Regions from separate parts of the Homo sapiens genome. Here region 2 is linked to region 1. A link is a loop called in an ENCODE intact Hi-C map of the cell type or tissue named here. Cell type or tissue: B cell. All regions are shown on one strand.

Region 1 (8,000 bases):
CCTCTTAACATATACATGCAATGATACAAACCCTTACAGCCCTATATTATTTGTATTATTAGAAAAAGAATACAGCTCCACCATATCAATGCTGTGTAGAACAAAAATACATCATCCTTGTAGTTTAAAGTATTGAAATTATTTAGTTATTCCCTTCCCAAGAAGTGAAAAATATCTGAATTGTAAAGAGAAAATTTCCAGGTTGGAACATTTTAATGAAGAGAGGAAAAACACAGCTTCTGAGCAGGTTTGAGGAAGAGTCAAAGATGTATTTGAAAATTATGCACTATATTTGCAAAGTGAAGCATGTCCACTAAAAGTACATTCTTTATACACATGCTAACAAAATTAAGGGCACACCATCCTTTATTGAATGAGAGCCTGTTAGAAGAGCTAGTGTGTACCATTTCCTTTTGTTCCCTGGAGGAAAGCTAAGGGATGAAAAATACTTTGTTAATGAATAATATTAAGCTGCAAATTCAAAATTTTAAGCCACTGAGATTGATAAATTAAGGTTCTGATGGCAACCCAATTCTTTCCTGTCAGGCACATGGTATAGCTATAACTGGAACACTTGTTTCCATCTTAAGGAATGGGGAGGATTGATACAACACGAGATTCAGCATTGCTAATTAGGAAACATCAGCAAAAGTCGTTTGGAAGCTGCTGGAGTCAAAACCACAAAGAAAAGGACATGAAACTCATCCCACCATTTTCTCCTTAGCCCAGAAAGTGAGATCATAACAGTCCTTCATGTTTGTTAAGTACCTACAACTTACGATACGCTTCTATACAATATGTCATTTGAAGGAGAAATAAATGCAGGCCAATACTTTCCATCTCTATTGGATAAATGGAGAAACTGAGGTTCAATAGCGTAAGATAACCCTGCCAGGCCACAGAGCCTTCACGTGATGAAGGCAGGCCTCAAAACCAAGCCAATACCTTTTCACTCTAGAATATGGCATCAGACTGAAGCTATGCAGCCAAGAACTTGCTTCCGCCCTTTCTTTTCAATTGCATTATTTTCAATGGCAAGCAGGAATTGTCATTTTTGTTGTTGTAGATTGTGGTCAATGAACACTTAATAGAGCCCCAGTCTGAAAACAGTTTCTTCTCTTTTTTGCAAGTATTATGTGTACCTTTGTGTACAGGTGTTGGTAATAAAAGCATAGAAGACAAAGTTCAAGTAATGAAAATCAAGTTCTGAGAGAAAAGATCACAATGATCCCTTCATCAACCTGTCCACATGTCTCTGTCTTGCCTTTGAAAACAGAAAAAAAATTTGTGTGTCTCAGAATGCTTTTTATCATCTCCAAAATGGTTTTACAAATAGACACACAAACTCTTTCAACGTGCTCTTAAACAGAAAGACTCCTGGACTCAATCAGCACTCCTCTGGGTAACTCACGTATCTGCTCTTCTTCTTCTTCACAGAGCCAGCTGACATTCTCAAGACGAAACCCCTCAATCTGACATGTAACTGTAAAATCACTGGGCCCGAGGAGTGACTGTAATTAAGGGCTTACGTTGAAAATGTATAAACAGAGCTTGATTCTTAAGTTTCGAAAATTCTTCACAGTGATGGTGTGAACTAAATCCACAGCCACATAATAATCAAAACAGAAAAGCAAAAGAAAGCCACTTCAGGAAATACCACGGTCACACCTCAGTTGGCTTCATGCTACAGATTATAGAAAATATGTTGCTGCCCGGGCCACCAATCTGTTGGTTCACATTACTACGTGAGCAATGTAAGTGTTTGCAAGAAGCCATCCACTATCTAAATATCAGATATAGATGCTCCAAAGCAGCTACGTCAGTGATGAGAACAGAGAAAATACGTAGCAACATTTCATTAAGTTGAATTCTAATACTTAAAAGGCTCCTTTTAGTACTGACATTCTGGATTTTAAAAGTTATGTTGACCGCATGTTCTCACTCACAAGTGGGAGTTGAACAATGAGAACACACGGACACGGGGAAGGGAACATCACACACCAGGGCCTCTTGGGGTGTGTGGGGCTGGGGGAGGGATAGCGTTAGGAGAAATACCTAACGTAAATGACGAGTTGATGGGTGCAGCAAACCAACATGGCACATGTATACCTATGTAACAAACCTGCACGTTGTGCACATGTACCCTAGAACTTAAAGTATAATAATAAAAATAAATAAATAAAAGTTGTGTTGAATTCACTTATTCATTTTTTCATTCATTCATTCAATAGTTATTGCTAAGCACCTAGTGCCCACCAGCCATTAGGCTAGACCCCTAAGATACAATGATGCCCCTGTAGAGTGTACAGCTGAGTCTGTGAGGAAGTTATATGTTCTTTTACACACATACGCAATTAGAAACTGTAATGAGTATTGCGGCCGGGCGCGGTGGCTCACGCCTGTAATCCCAGCACTTGGGAGGCCGAGGTGGGCGGATCATGAGGTCAGGAGATGGAGACCATCCTGGCTAACACGGTGAAACCCCGTCTCTACTAAAAATACAAAAACAAAATTAGCCGGGCGTGGTGGCGGGCGCCTGTAGTACCAACTACTCAGGAGGCTGAGGTGGGAGAATGGCGTGAACCTGGGAGGCAGAGCTTGCAGTGAGCCGAGATCACACCACTGCACTCCAGCCTGGGCGACAGAGCGAGACTCCATCTCAAAAAAAAAAAAAAAAAAAAAAAAAAAAAGAAAAGAAAAGAAAAAAAGAAACTGTAATGAGTATTGCAATGGAAAACTTTAGGGGGATTTGAGAACATCCCTTCAACTCTGACACTGTACCTTCCAGGGACTAGTAATCAGAAAATAGAGGCAACTGTGAAGAAACTACGAATTGGGGTCTGAAGGCCTCTAAATGATGACAAATGCACATCCACTGCAGTTTTATTTTTATTTAAAACGTAAGCAACACTACAAAAGAATACATAAACATTCAACTTTAACCAATCCCTGCTTGCAAATTATCTTCTAATATATTCTGATAAACACATACGCACGCATACACACAGCATGGTGAAGATTACTGTTGTAGGACTTTGAGAATCTGGAATCAGTCCTTGATCTAGAACACACTAGTTGTTGAGATAAAACTGCCCCATCTTTATAAAATGGAGCTCATCATCTCTGCAGTGTCAACCACAAAGGGTTGATATGTAAGAATTCAATGATAGCATAGTATAAATACATTTTGAAAAGTGAATATTTTTTATAAACAAAAAGAAATCAATCCATATATCTGATGTATACAGGCACGCACACACACACACACACACATATTAAGGGAGAGAGAGTACACTGCATCAATCCATATATCTGATGTATACAGGCGCACACACACACACACACACACATATTAAGGGAGAGAGAGTACACTGGATTTCTCATTATCATACAATTTTCTTTTTAATCCCAGCAATTTTGCAGTTGCTCTGTTGCCTTTCTTTATGCAAAGTTTTCTATGCCAGCAGAAGATGGGAGAAGGAGGTAAAGATATGTAAAGGTCATTCTGCCTGACTCCTCCATTCACAGTCAGAATAAACAAAGGACTGGAATCAAACCCCAAAGGTCAAACTGCACCACTGTGTGATGATACTAATTAAGATAACCTATGGTAAAATTGGTACCAGCAGTAAGTTTCAGGAAAAATCTTGTGACTTTAATGTGACCATGAATTGACATCTAAGGGAAAGAGTAGCATAATTTTTACTTAATGTTTTGTCAGCAAGCATGCAAGAATGTCAGATGTAAATAACCGAAGCAGCATATTTACATCTGGTTTCCTATATTTAAAAAGCTGATGTGAAATCCTAGACTGCATGTCTCTTCTCTATCAATCATGAAGGACTACAAAAAAATCCTAGAAGGAAATGCTACTGCTTTGTAAGATCATTTATTAATGATAACATTCAGTAAGTGCTTACTAAGTGCTAGTCACTACTAAAAAAAAACTTTAAATATAATACTTAACCTTGACAACAACCTAGGAAGTAGAAATGGTTATTATTCTCTTTTTTACGAAAGAGGACACTGAAAATCAGCAAAGTTCACTAACTTTTCTAAGATCACACACAGTTAGCATTTACCAAACATACTAAACAGCTGTCATTCATCTGGCACTGTGCTAGGAGACCAGGAAGGTTGGGGAAGGTGAAAGGTAGAAAGGAAGACATTTCTGATCCAGAGATGTGTCACACACTGGTTTTAACCAAAGAACTTGCAGAGAAGCTAGGACATGAACAAAAATTTTGATAATCCAAGGTACAAAAATTTAAGTACCACGAGAATGCACAGTTAAGTTCCATCTCCATGTTTATGTGTATGAGTGAGGGTGGGGGCATAGATGAGATAAATTCCAGACAAAACAAATTACAGAATTAAGTGGAATAATCCTATCCTGCACAACTTTAGACATGTCGGTTACAGATTGATTCCTTTAGGACAGGCCCACAGCCTATGTATTCTCTGAACTTGTTTTCCCTGTGGTTAACTTGGTAATATAGTGAACAATAACTAGGATAGAAGGTTCCCAAGGGCAGCTACCATGTCTGTACTGCATCCTCAGTGCCTATGATGGTATCTACTACACAGCAGTGCTAAGACATACGGAGTTATATGTTGAACAAGTTAAAATATTCATTACTTAATTAAACATTGAGCAAAATAATGAATACAGAAACATAAAGCCAGGTATAAAAGAAGTATAGACTCCACTGGACTTCATGAACTGTCCCCAGGTTTAACTTTGCAAATCTGAGTGCCAAGGGACTTTTGTTAGACAGCAAGTGGGATTTCTCTTGAGTGAGACTACACTAGTTACCTAACTGGTCAATTATCTCGAGACTACCAAGGAGCAAAACATGAAGGTTTGTTTTACTCTCTGCCAAGGCAGGAAGCACACAGCGAAATACAAAAGCTGTATTTTCTAGAACTCTCTTGAGAGCTGTAAAGTAACTCATTTGCAGAAGTCGCTGATTTTGTACATGGGGACTGGTTGGTGAGATTGAGGAAGCGAATGATGGTTGACTTCCTGGAGTGAGTCACGGCTGTAACCCCCTTTAACATTATTAATAGAACAGAGGGAAAATTTCCAGGAAACACCAATTACCACAACAACCAAAATAGAAAAGGTGGCTGGTGACTTAATCACCAAACTTTAGGGGAGACTACTCCCCTTTCTTTATCAGAAAATGACAATAATAAATCAAACTAATACATTTTGAAACTAGTGTACCTGCATGTTTTAACAATTTGCAGAGTTCTTTAATCCTATACTAAGATTTTGCTCTAGCAGAATGACCATACATACTCTGCACTAACTACAGTTGAGCCAAAGTTTTGAAAACATGATTAGACCTCCAAGAAATAGACATATGCATTCAATGATTCATTTAGCCATTATTCCTTGTTTTAAACTTTAAATCAATAGGTATTTAATGGGAACCTGCTATGTACCAGAATCTTATTCTCTAAGAAACAAAGAATTAAATAAATGAGGTAACAACTATAATAAGTGTCCTATCCTCTGCTCACCATCGTAATTCTCTTCACGTGGTTTTTACGTTATAGTGACATTAAGGCTAAGAGATTAGTTCTGTTCTATAGCCTCAGGAAGTGTAAAAAACCTTAGGTCTGCCTAATAAGTTCAAAAACCTATGAGATTCTAGTCCTGTTCTGCAGGTATGCCATGCCTGCCTCCATAGTTTAATCACCTCATAAATGGGAAGAACAGTGTAGTTACTACACGTGTAAGTAAGCTCTGGGGCCAGGTTGCCTGGGTAGTACTACTTAATATGGGACTCAAAGCAAGTTATTTCACTGGTTGGGGCCTCAGTTTCCTCATCCAGAAAATGGATATTAATAATAGCACTACCTCATAATATTATGAGGATTAAATGAGACTGTGTGTGTGTGTGTGTGTGTGTGTGTGTGTGTGTGTGTGTGTGTGTAATGCATGGAATAGTGTCTGGAACACAACACCTTAAAATGTTTTACTAGTATTCTCATTATAATTACCACAGCTACTCTAAGATTGGGCTTTTTCATTAGTCACAGGAATATAATCAGTTCCTCAGTTACACAGCTATGACTGGTCATACATTCTAACCAACCTGTCTGTTTGGTCAGTTATGATCCATCACCATGCTTAGCCATCCTGACTGCAATGAAACGACATGATCCAGTCCAAAAGGATATTATATCCAGGCAGTCTAGTTGGGCCACAACTGATTTATCTCCATTGCCTATTTAAATTCAGTGAGTGTGGCCAAGAAAAATAGCCTGTCCATCCTGTCCCTACCCACCTTATACAAATAAATATCTTCCAACTTAACCAGTTACAAATGTCCTTTTGGCCCCCAAGTGCTTCGGCAAAGCTATCACACTTACTGCAGAATGGAATTTAATTAAAGGGATACATAGTAAATACCAATTCATAGAAGCTAGTAATAGCATGCTCCCAATTTCTTCAACATGTCTAGCTTCTCAAAAAGCTATACCCATGAAGACCTTCATTATGTTCTCTAACATAAAAACACTTAAAGCAGTGAAATAACACAAACGACCAGTAATATGGCAATAGTTCAATAAATTCTGGGATGCTTACTTCAAGAACTATAATGCCATTGCTAAATATGATGGTGGGGAATTCTTATTCTGTAGTATTAAGTGAAAAAAATGCAAAATTATGTCTATCTTTAGTTACATATTATGAAAACTATAAACATATATTGGCAAAGACTAAAAGAGTACAGAGAAAATGGAGTTGATGTGTTAGAGAGACAGAATTGTAGGTTTGTTTTTTAAACAAATTTGCTTTCTTGTTATAAAGTCATTTGTGTACATATTTAAGTGTGTGGAATATCTTTAAACTTACCTGAAGTCCACAAAGAACAAAAATATCCAAGAAGGATTTATGTGATTGAAACATATTAGCAAACATCAAGTGCATATCAAATTATCCTAATAGCAGGAACTTTTCCTGTTGAAGGATACACAAGGCATTACTTAGCATATCATTCAAATGCACGTACTTTGGAACGGAAGCTCTAGTATCCTCCTAGATCCATTTAGGCCTGAATCCTACAGAAAAAGCACTGTACCTAAGTCTCATTTATCAGCAGCATCAAGTGTTATTTAGGAAAGTTGCTCACATAAAAGATCATCATCTTAATTTCTAATTATTACCATGGTAAGCAGCTGTATAAATGGCTAAATAAGGTATGGTTCTTAATTCCAAGGAATTTACATCTTTAACTCACACTGTGGCTCTAGGCTCCAGGCTGAAAGGTTGGCAGAGTCTTTACTCTTTTCCTCTCTGATCCCCTGGATCATCCCTACTGCACCTCTGAAAACTGTTGCTCTGTGCACCTCATGTCCTACCCCCCATCGAAGTCGCCTGTCTCCATTAAAGCTGGCCGTGCCACCCCACACCCCAACCCCACTCTGCCTGCTCACCATCCCACTACCCATCTTCACCCACAGACAATCTTACCTACACAAACTTTAAAGCCCATCTACTTTTGCCCTTGTAGGCCTTAAAATATATATTCTTTTTCAAAATTCATACTGAAATTCAAGTCTGGGCCTACCACTATACACCTAATTATTTTCTAATTGGTTTTCTATTTTTAAAATCTCACCAAAAGCCCTTTTTGGCCTTTTGCATAGAAATCCCAGGCCTTACATTTTTGCTTTTGTTTTCTCCCAAGGCAATTAACAGTACTGAACAGATATCGGGTCCTAAGTAAATATATGCTTACACAAACATTATTTATACATAGAAAATGTTGAAAATAAACAGGAGTTGTTCACGAAATGCAAACATGTTTCTCAAGTAATATCTGCACTGTCCATTGAGATGATTAGAACACAGAATCTAGGAAATGTTAAATCTGGGAATCAAAGATCTGATTCTGATGTTGACACCCTAAGCACTAGTGGCTCCGTTTCTTTTAGCCTCAGTTTCTTCGTGTAAAATAAAATTTACTAAAACTGATAACGTC
Region 2 (8,000 bases), 470 kb after region 1:
TAATAGAAGATCCCGGGATAAATCTCAGATCTCTTGATTATCTTTCTCTTGCTGTTTGAGAAGGGCCATCCTTTTTGGCCCTCCTGGCCTAAGTTTCTTCATTTCAAAAATGATGGGAAAGATCACTGTTTCCCTTGTGTGCTCTTCCAGCTCCAATATTCCATGGGTCCCAGAGACCCAGGCTTCAGTCCAGGCCTAGAGCATCTCCCCATTCAGGCCGTGTTCACAGGAATCATAGCCTCTCCCTTTATTCTCCCCTGGGGAATCTGCAGTAATGCTTAATCCCCGCTCCCAGACTCACTTTCGCAAGGGGAAATCAATAGATTCTTCAAGTAGTTGGACCACAGAATGATGCCTGGGTCTATTTTGTCAACCAGGTGGCTCTGGTGAAGGAAGTTGTGTGAGTCATTGTCGGCCAGAAATGTAAATCTGGACTGAGGCTTCCCTTGCAGTGAAATTTGGGTCTTTAGTAACAGTGACCTTCTGTACAGCACGTTACAGTTACAAAACACTTTACATACTTCATTTGTTTATCACAACTATTCAGAGACTTAGTGTTATTGTTATGCCCATTTTACAGAGGAGGAAAATAGACATGGGCACTATGGCAATTTGCCCAAGGTGACAGGAAGTGTGAGTGGCAGAGCTGGGACTGACTTAGTGAAGTCTTTGGACCTTATAATCCGTGACCTGCATACCACATCTCTTTGTATCAGGGTTCCTATTGCCTACTCAGCCTCAGTGGATAGAAACAAAAGCAAAGAAGGTCAACCTGCTTGGGGTCATTTACATGGACATGCATTTCTGGAGAAGGGATAATTGCAGCATCATTGTGGATATTACAGTCATGGAGACAGGCCTGGGAATAGGCAGATATATGGGACTGACAGCCTCTGTCCACTGCTGTCCACCACCCACTGACTCTTTCACCTTCTGTTTCTCAGACTAAAACTCACCCTTCCTGATTTAAAAACCAGGGCTTTTCTTCCCATTGTGTAAAATATGAAGCATAATCCAAACATGTAAAAAAGGATGACAAGTACTGTAACAAACATCCATCGTAGTGAAGTTTCACGCTGTTAGCTAAATATTTCCAGTTCTTTCCATTTCTGGGAACATGGTAGAATTGCACTCCTGGCCCTTGAGCAAGGTAAATCCAGGTGCTAGTCTGGGCCACTTAGCTGTGAAAGGAGACAGCGTGTGTCACTTCCAATCTGGAGCATGTAATTGCTCTCTCTTTCCTTCTGGTGCAGCTGCCAGCAAGGAGGTGGTGACTGCTCTGTCAGCCTTGGTCCCTGAGTGGCAACAACAAGCAGCACCTTCTGCCAACCTACAATGTATGAAATAAAAAAAGAAATCTTTGCTCTTTTAAGCCATTGAGATTTGGGGTTTCTGTTATTGCAGCAAAACCTAACTTATACTGACCCTTACATTCACATTCCCACCACCATGATTTTTTGAGAATGTTAACATTTCCTTATACCTGGTTCAGCTTTTTAAAGAAGCGAAATCCAAAAATAACTGTATCCTTTGTCGCTTGCCTCCTTCCAGCCCTTTTCCTTCCTCCCCAGAATAGCTACCGTCTCAAAGATGTATGCGTCTGTCCTGTCCATGTTTGGTAGATTTACTCCGTAAGTATGTGTACAACACAATATATAGTATTACTTCATGTTACTAAAATTTGCATGAATAATATTGATTATTCTAAAAATTGCTTTTGTATTCAACATTATTATTTTAGATGTATCAATATTGATACGTTAGTTTCAGTTCACTCACTTTAAATTTGATATAATATCCCTTCATATGAATGTATCACAATTTATAAAGCCTTTTCCTACTAATGAACTTTTAAATTACTTTTTTCTTTTAAAAACAATTCTCTTAAATACAAGGCTTTTTATGTAGGTATGCAAGAGCTTCTCTTGGTTGTATGCAAGAGCTTCTCTTGGTTGTATACCAAGAGTGGAATTGCTAAGATATAAGGTCTACTAAACCTCAAATTTGATAGATATTGCCAAATTTCTATCCAAAATGGCTTTTTTTCATTTACAGTCCTATCATCAGTGTCTACATGTTTTGTCATTGCTTTATCATGTCAAACATTTCATGTTGTCCGACTTTTAAAATTTTAGCCAATCTGATGGGTCTGAAATGGCATCTCCTAATTTTTTATTTTGCATTTCTTTGAGTATCAGTGAAGTTAAGCATCTTTCCATTTCTTTTAGGATTATTTCCTTTTCAGAGTTTTCCTTGTTGATATAGACTGATCATTTATTTCTATGTTTTTTTCTCCTTATGGATGTGTAGAATTTTCTTCCTCCTGTGTTCTGGGTACTAATCCAGTTACATAAATTGTAAGTGCATTTTCTGCATCTGTGACTTGCTTTTAATTTTGTTCTTTGCCCAGTTATCCTTCTCTCGCAAGCCATTGGCTGCCTGCTTGTGCACACACTTGATTTTTCAGATCATAGCAACTACATGGTAAAAATGGCTTGGAGGCGTGTTTTGAAAAACCTAGGTGAATAAATGTTGCTTGCTCTAAATATCTGTAGTAGGATATGGAATGTGTTTTTACAAGATAATCGGTGAAGGACCTGTTTTGCTTACTCAAGGATCTCATTTGCTAACACGATTGTGTGGTGAAAGCAAAAGAACCAGGTGTAAGTGGAAAAAACCTTAGTCATTAAGAGTTGTTTGGGCTGCTCAATGGTGAGTATCAGGGGTGACTGGTTTCCCCCTGCCATGATGAATCCTGGCATGATTTGCCTGGCTGTTTTGACATTTTGTAGACCTAGCATATGTGGGAGGGCACTTGAAAGACGTCTCATACTCAAGTGGTCTCTCCTCTTCCCATACACACCTTACGGATTCTTCACAGGGTGTGATGATGGGAAGCCTAGACACGCTTATCAGAAGGTAGGAAAAAATGGTGTCTTGGAAGTGCTTGTAGCTTTCCAATGAGGGGAGTCACTTTAAAGCTTTGTTTATCTTTCTGTGCCTCAGCTAACCCCAGAGGAAAATCTTAGCTCAGGACAGGAAGCTCAGAGCACCCAAAAGGATGACTACTGCAGTGCAAGACTATTTATGTCTGCCTCTTACATATCCCTCCGTGTTCTCCCCCAGGAGGCCTGGGCTGTGCTGCAGCTCCAAGGAGGCCTGCATATATCATCACTCCCTAGGAAACCAAGGGGTATGGCAGAAACCGAGCTCTGGGATCAATTATACTGGTAAAACTACAAAGGCAGGGGGTGAGCCAGAGTGTTGTGGCTTAGGAACAACTTGCTGAAAAAAGACTTGATGTTCCCAAGTAGAACCCTGTGGCCCCAGGGGAGGTGACCTCGGCTGTCTGGTCAACCAGCCAGAGTGCTAGGTCTCAGAAGCCAGGACACACCTTCCGTTCCAGTTGACTCACTTGAGTGGCAAATTCTTTTCTCCCTCACAATCCTCTCATCTTCAAAGGGAATTCATTAAGCCCCACCATGCCATCGGCACTTGGCCAGGTGTTATACTGGCCCATTAGGTGGACACAGGCCGTAGCCCCAGGGAGCATGCCAAATGAGGTGGAGGGTGGCAGCTGTGACCTAGTGACATCCCCTGAGGTGGTTTTGCAGCACCTTCTATAAACCCTCCAGCTGTTTCAAACTATTTGTGTGGGGCTTTCCACACAAGCTGTGTTCTCTCCCGTCCCCTTGCTTTAGTTCACTCTTTTCCTTTTGCTTGGAATGCTCTTCCACTCTATCTGTCAATGCACTCAAATGCCCACTCCTGGATGGAGACTTTCCTGGCAACCCCAGGCAGAATTAGCCACTCCCAATTCTGTGTATTCTCATAGCACTCTGTATCATTAATATAGCACATGCCAATCTGTGCTGGAATCATCTGCTTATATGTCTGTCTCCCTAATGGACTCTGAATTCCTTGAAGATGCATTCTGCGACTTATCCATCTTTGTTTCTTCAGCAAGAATTTGGTTGGTGCTTAGTAAATGTGTGCTGAGTTAAATGCAGAAAGGGACACAGCTCATGATTTTATCTGATTTTACCTTGTGGTATAACTGGAAGCAGGTCACGTCTGTCTGAGTTTTAGTTTCCTTTTCTGTAAAATGGGTGGGGGGAGGATACATTAGAAAATGGCCTCTAAGAGGTTTTCTGGCTCTACTGTCTATGATTTTAAAATTCTAGTCTCCTATTGAAAAACCGAGAGTTCATCATAACTCTTTAAAGACCAACATGTTTTCGTTTACATGTATCAAAGAGCCTGATGTTCCCTTCCCACCTCTAGTCTGCCACCTATAAAAAAAGTTGTGTATTGCTTAGCAGTTTGCAAATTTTCTGACTGAAGTTTCAAGAGGTTTGTGGGATTGATTGATTACAGGAAGCGTGTAAATTTTATCTTCCCTGGGGAATAAAATTGTGGGACTAATTGATTCTTTTAAAGGCTTGTATTTTCTGGTGATTTTGTCAGCCTGGGTACATGTGGAAAGGGGTCTTGTGTAGCTGCTTGTGGCATCCCTGTGTCTCTCTTCTCACCACAATGCAGGCGTCACTGCACGTGCCACACCTAGTAGTCTGTGTCCCATGAGGCCCATGCTTTTCCTAGGCTACCTCTCTGCCCCTTGAGTTACATGTTTGGAAATTCCTGCATGGATAGAACTGAGTACCCCTCGCCTTCTGAGAACATATTTACAAGGTGCTAATAACACCTAACTATGATCTTAGAACTAGTCTACATGGTGAGTCAGACGGGGCTTATTTTCGACCCATTTTTCAGATGGAAGTAAGACACAGGGAGGTGAAATGACTTGCATGAGGTCTCACAGCTAGGAAGGTCTTCTGGACCTGGCTTAATAAAACCCAATGTTCTTAATTTCATCAACTCCTTTAAAAATTACTTTGATTGCTGCTTTCTTGATTGGCTGCTCTCAGGCCTCTTGGCTGATGAAACCAGAGGCAGGTGAATTCTACCAGAAGGAAAGAAGGGGTTCTAACCCACTACTGATTTTGTGGGACAAAGTGGCTGCATTCATTAGTGAAGGGGGAAGTCAGATTAGTTAAAACTGTCCATTTGGTGGTTTCTATCATTAGCATCTCACTATGCCAGTAAATGAGCTGTTGAAGCCTGAAGTAGGGGCTCCTCCTGAAAGCTCGAGAGGATTCCAAAGCTGCTGGGCTCCGTGGAGGAACATCCAGGAGCACATGGTCTCCATGTTCCCTTTTTTAACTCTACAAAGGCAGCTAAGAGGGAGCGCAACTTGTTACTGCACATCTCTGAGTGTCAGTTTTTCTATCTGTGAAATGGGGATAATAAATCCTCCCTAGCTTACCTCAGAGGATGGCTGTGAGGGTCACATATTATGATGGAGGTGGCAGTGCTCTAGAATCTGAAAGTGCAGGGCAAAAATCAGGTAATATCATTTGCTCTTGTTATTATACTTTTTTTTTTTTGGGACTGAGATTCACTCTGTTGCCCAGGCTGGAGTGCAATGGCACAATCTCAGCTCACTGCAACCTCCACCTCCCGGGTTCGAGGAAATCTCCTGCCTCATCCTCTCAAGTAGGTGGGATTACAGGCACCCACCACCACACCTAGCTAATTTTTGTATTTTTGGTAGAGAGGGTGTTTCACCAGCCAGGCTGGTGTTGAACTCGTGACCTCAGGTGATCCACCCACCTCGGCCTCCCAAACTGCTGGTTTTACAGGTGTGAGCCACGGCGCCCAGCCTTGTTATTCTACTTTCATAACTGTGAATGATCTTAATGAAGGGAAGTAAGCCCAGCTTGATAGGTGTTTCCTAAAAGTGGCCCGAGGTGACATTATGTGGGAATATATGGATCTATGAAGTATGAACGATGGCAGTTTTTGCCCTAACCTACCCATCAGAACACTGGAGAAGACTCAGGTAGATAATGGATTCAAGGGCATTGTTAAATGATAAAAATTATCATGATGATGACTTTTTTTTTTCTCTAAGGTTAAGGATATCTCTTAATAACTTGAAAGAAATGTACTCAAACCCTCTCTGATGCTATTTTCGTCATGGCCCTACCTCATCTTGGGAGTAAAGCGTTCCACTTGGCTGAGAAGTAGGAGAGGGGCTGGGTCGGAACTCATCTGCTCAGGTTTTCTTCCTCATACCATTCGGATGCTCTTTTTGAGTCAATGGCTCTAGCTTTTTGTAATGATCTATAAGCTTCTGGCTCCTTTGGCTCTAACTAGTCCCTGAGGATCAATTCCCTTTCCAAAGAGGGTGGGTTTTTTTGTTGTTGTTGCTGTTGTTTAATTTTCTCTCTTTTATCTGGGGAAAAAATAGCCACTGTCATAGACTGTAAAAAAAAAAAAAAAAAAAAAAAAGCTGCTTTTTGGGAGCCTTAAAAATATTTGAAATAAATAGGGCTCAACCTTAACTTAATAATATCAAGTGAAAACATACATACTTTTTATTACCAGAGAGAAGTAGAGGCAGCTTTCAATATACGGGACATGCAATGGGATGTTACACTGCAAATAAGAAGATAAAACTAGAACAATAGCGAGAAAGCCAATGTGTTATGTTCTAAGGCTTGGTGTAGTTACTGCAACTGAGCATGAAATATAAACTGAGCTTCCTGGCAGGCAGGACAAAAAAGTAAACATGATGACGTACATAATATTCTTTTTCTGATTGAAGTATGTGTCCTGATTATTTGAGAGACATTTTTCCTAATATTAATTTTGAAAAGGAATGTATCACTGAGTACATTATCTGAGTATATTCATTAGAAGAGTAATGAATATGTCTTTAGCAAGAGTTTTACATCTAATGAAAAAAAGTTCTTATATTTCCATCTCATTCCTTGTTTTGAACTGCAAGCGCATATTAACTAGTGACTAAATTTTTTCACTTGGATATTTCAGAGTCATCCTAAACTGAACATATTCCAAACTGCATTCATTAACTTCTTTCTGAAATTGGTTCCTCTCCCTGTGTTTATTATCTTGGTTAAAGCATCACACACATAAGCTCTCCCTGTCAGAAAATCTCAGGTTGTTTAGATGACTTCACCCCAACCTCCAGCCCACACCCAGTGAATCCTGGAGACACTGTCTCGTTGATTTATTCAAAATCCTTCCTCTCCTCTTCACCTCCAACACCCCTGCTTCAGTTCTGGTCCCTATCGTCTCTCATCTAGCCTATTTCGATGACTTCTTAACTTGCTTTCTTATTGTTTCAGCTTGTTCTCTACACTACCTCTCTACAAACTCATCTATAAAAAATGCAAACCTAGTCTTTCTGAATAGGCTGCCCGTTGCTTTCAAGGTGAAATCTAAACTCATGGCCTGGCAGATGAAGACTTTCACCTGCTTGGTTTTCAGTCTGATCTGCTGCCACACCCCTGACAGATTCTCTGTTCCAGTAACACGGGCTACTTGCTCCCCCGGTGCACATCGCTGCCCCTGTGGCCATGTTTTGCACAGGCTACTACTTCTGTCCAGAACTCCTGCCACCTTTGCAAACCTGGTCCCCTCCTATTCTAGGAAGCTTTCCTGATCCCCTTCCAACAGCCACCATAGTGTGGTTTTCCCTCCTTTGTATGCCCCAATACCTGTGTAAATCTCAGTTATACTTACCACATGGTGCTGCAACTGTTTGCTTAGTTTCTGAATTCTCCAAGACTAACTTTTCAAAGACAGGAACGGAACCTCAGTCATCCTAGATTTCCAGCTCTATATATGTGCTTGACACAGTTGGAGCCTGATAAGTATTTGTTGACTAAATGGGCAGATGAAAGATAGAATAATGCTGTACATGGAGCAATAAGGTTGTCTTTAGGATATGTTAACTGGTGATACAGAATCAATAGGTGTTGTGTTGATCAACAGAACTTTTCCTTTAGGATATATAAAGGACTGAGTGGATAGACAGTGCTTTAGACAAACCTCTCTGAAATCATCTCTTTGTGCTGGCTTTGGGTGGGTGCTGGATGGCAGACAGTGAGTGGCTATGCTGTTAGCAGAAG

What was found. A loop is a pair of places that touch in the nucleus more often than their neighbours do. Peaks named below come from ENCODE experiments on the same cell type or tissue, not always from the same donor. Only the 100,000 strongest peaks of a DNase experiment are listed, where the experiment ranks them.
Region 2: a loop joins it to region 1, with 3 times the contacts of the local background. A loop is called at or near these places in 2 of 110 quality-filtered maps.

What each region holds. Positions count from the first base shown.
Region 1 is chr3:188,436,300-188,444,299 of GRCh38, reverse strand. All of the region lies in intron 4 of LPP (LIM domain containing preferred translocation partner in lipoma), which reads right to left. Among named protein-coding and RNA genes, the nearest start is that of LPP-AS1, 130 kb to the left of the region's middle. In B cell, no CTCF peak of the experiment used is centred here; DNase peaks (open chromatin) are centred at 1,639 and 4,999; H3K4me3 peaks cover 3,236 bases; H3K27ac peaks cover 6,291 bases.
Region 2 is chr3:187,971,245-187,979,244 of GRCh38, reverse strand. LINC01991 (long intergenic non-protein coding RNA 1991) reads left to right here and starts at 2,838. Exons shown (of 3, transcript NR_135538.1): 1 at 2,838-2,919. In B cell, CTCF peaks have their summits at 4,217 and 4,416; DNase peaks (open chromatin) are centred at 454, 3,554, 4,304, 5,155 and 1 weaker place; H3K4me3 peaks cover 1,130 bases; H3K27me3 peaks cover 1,394 bases.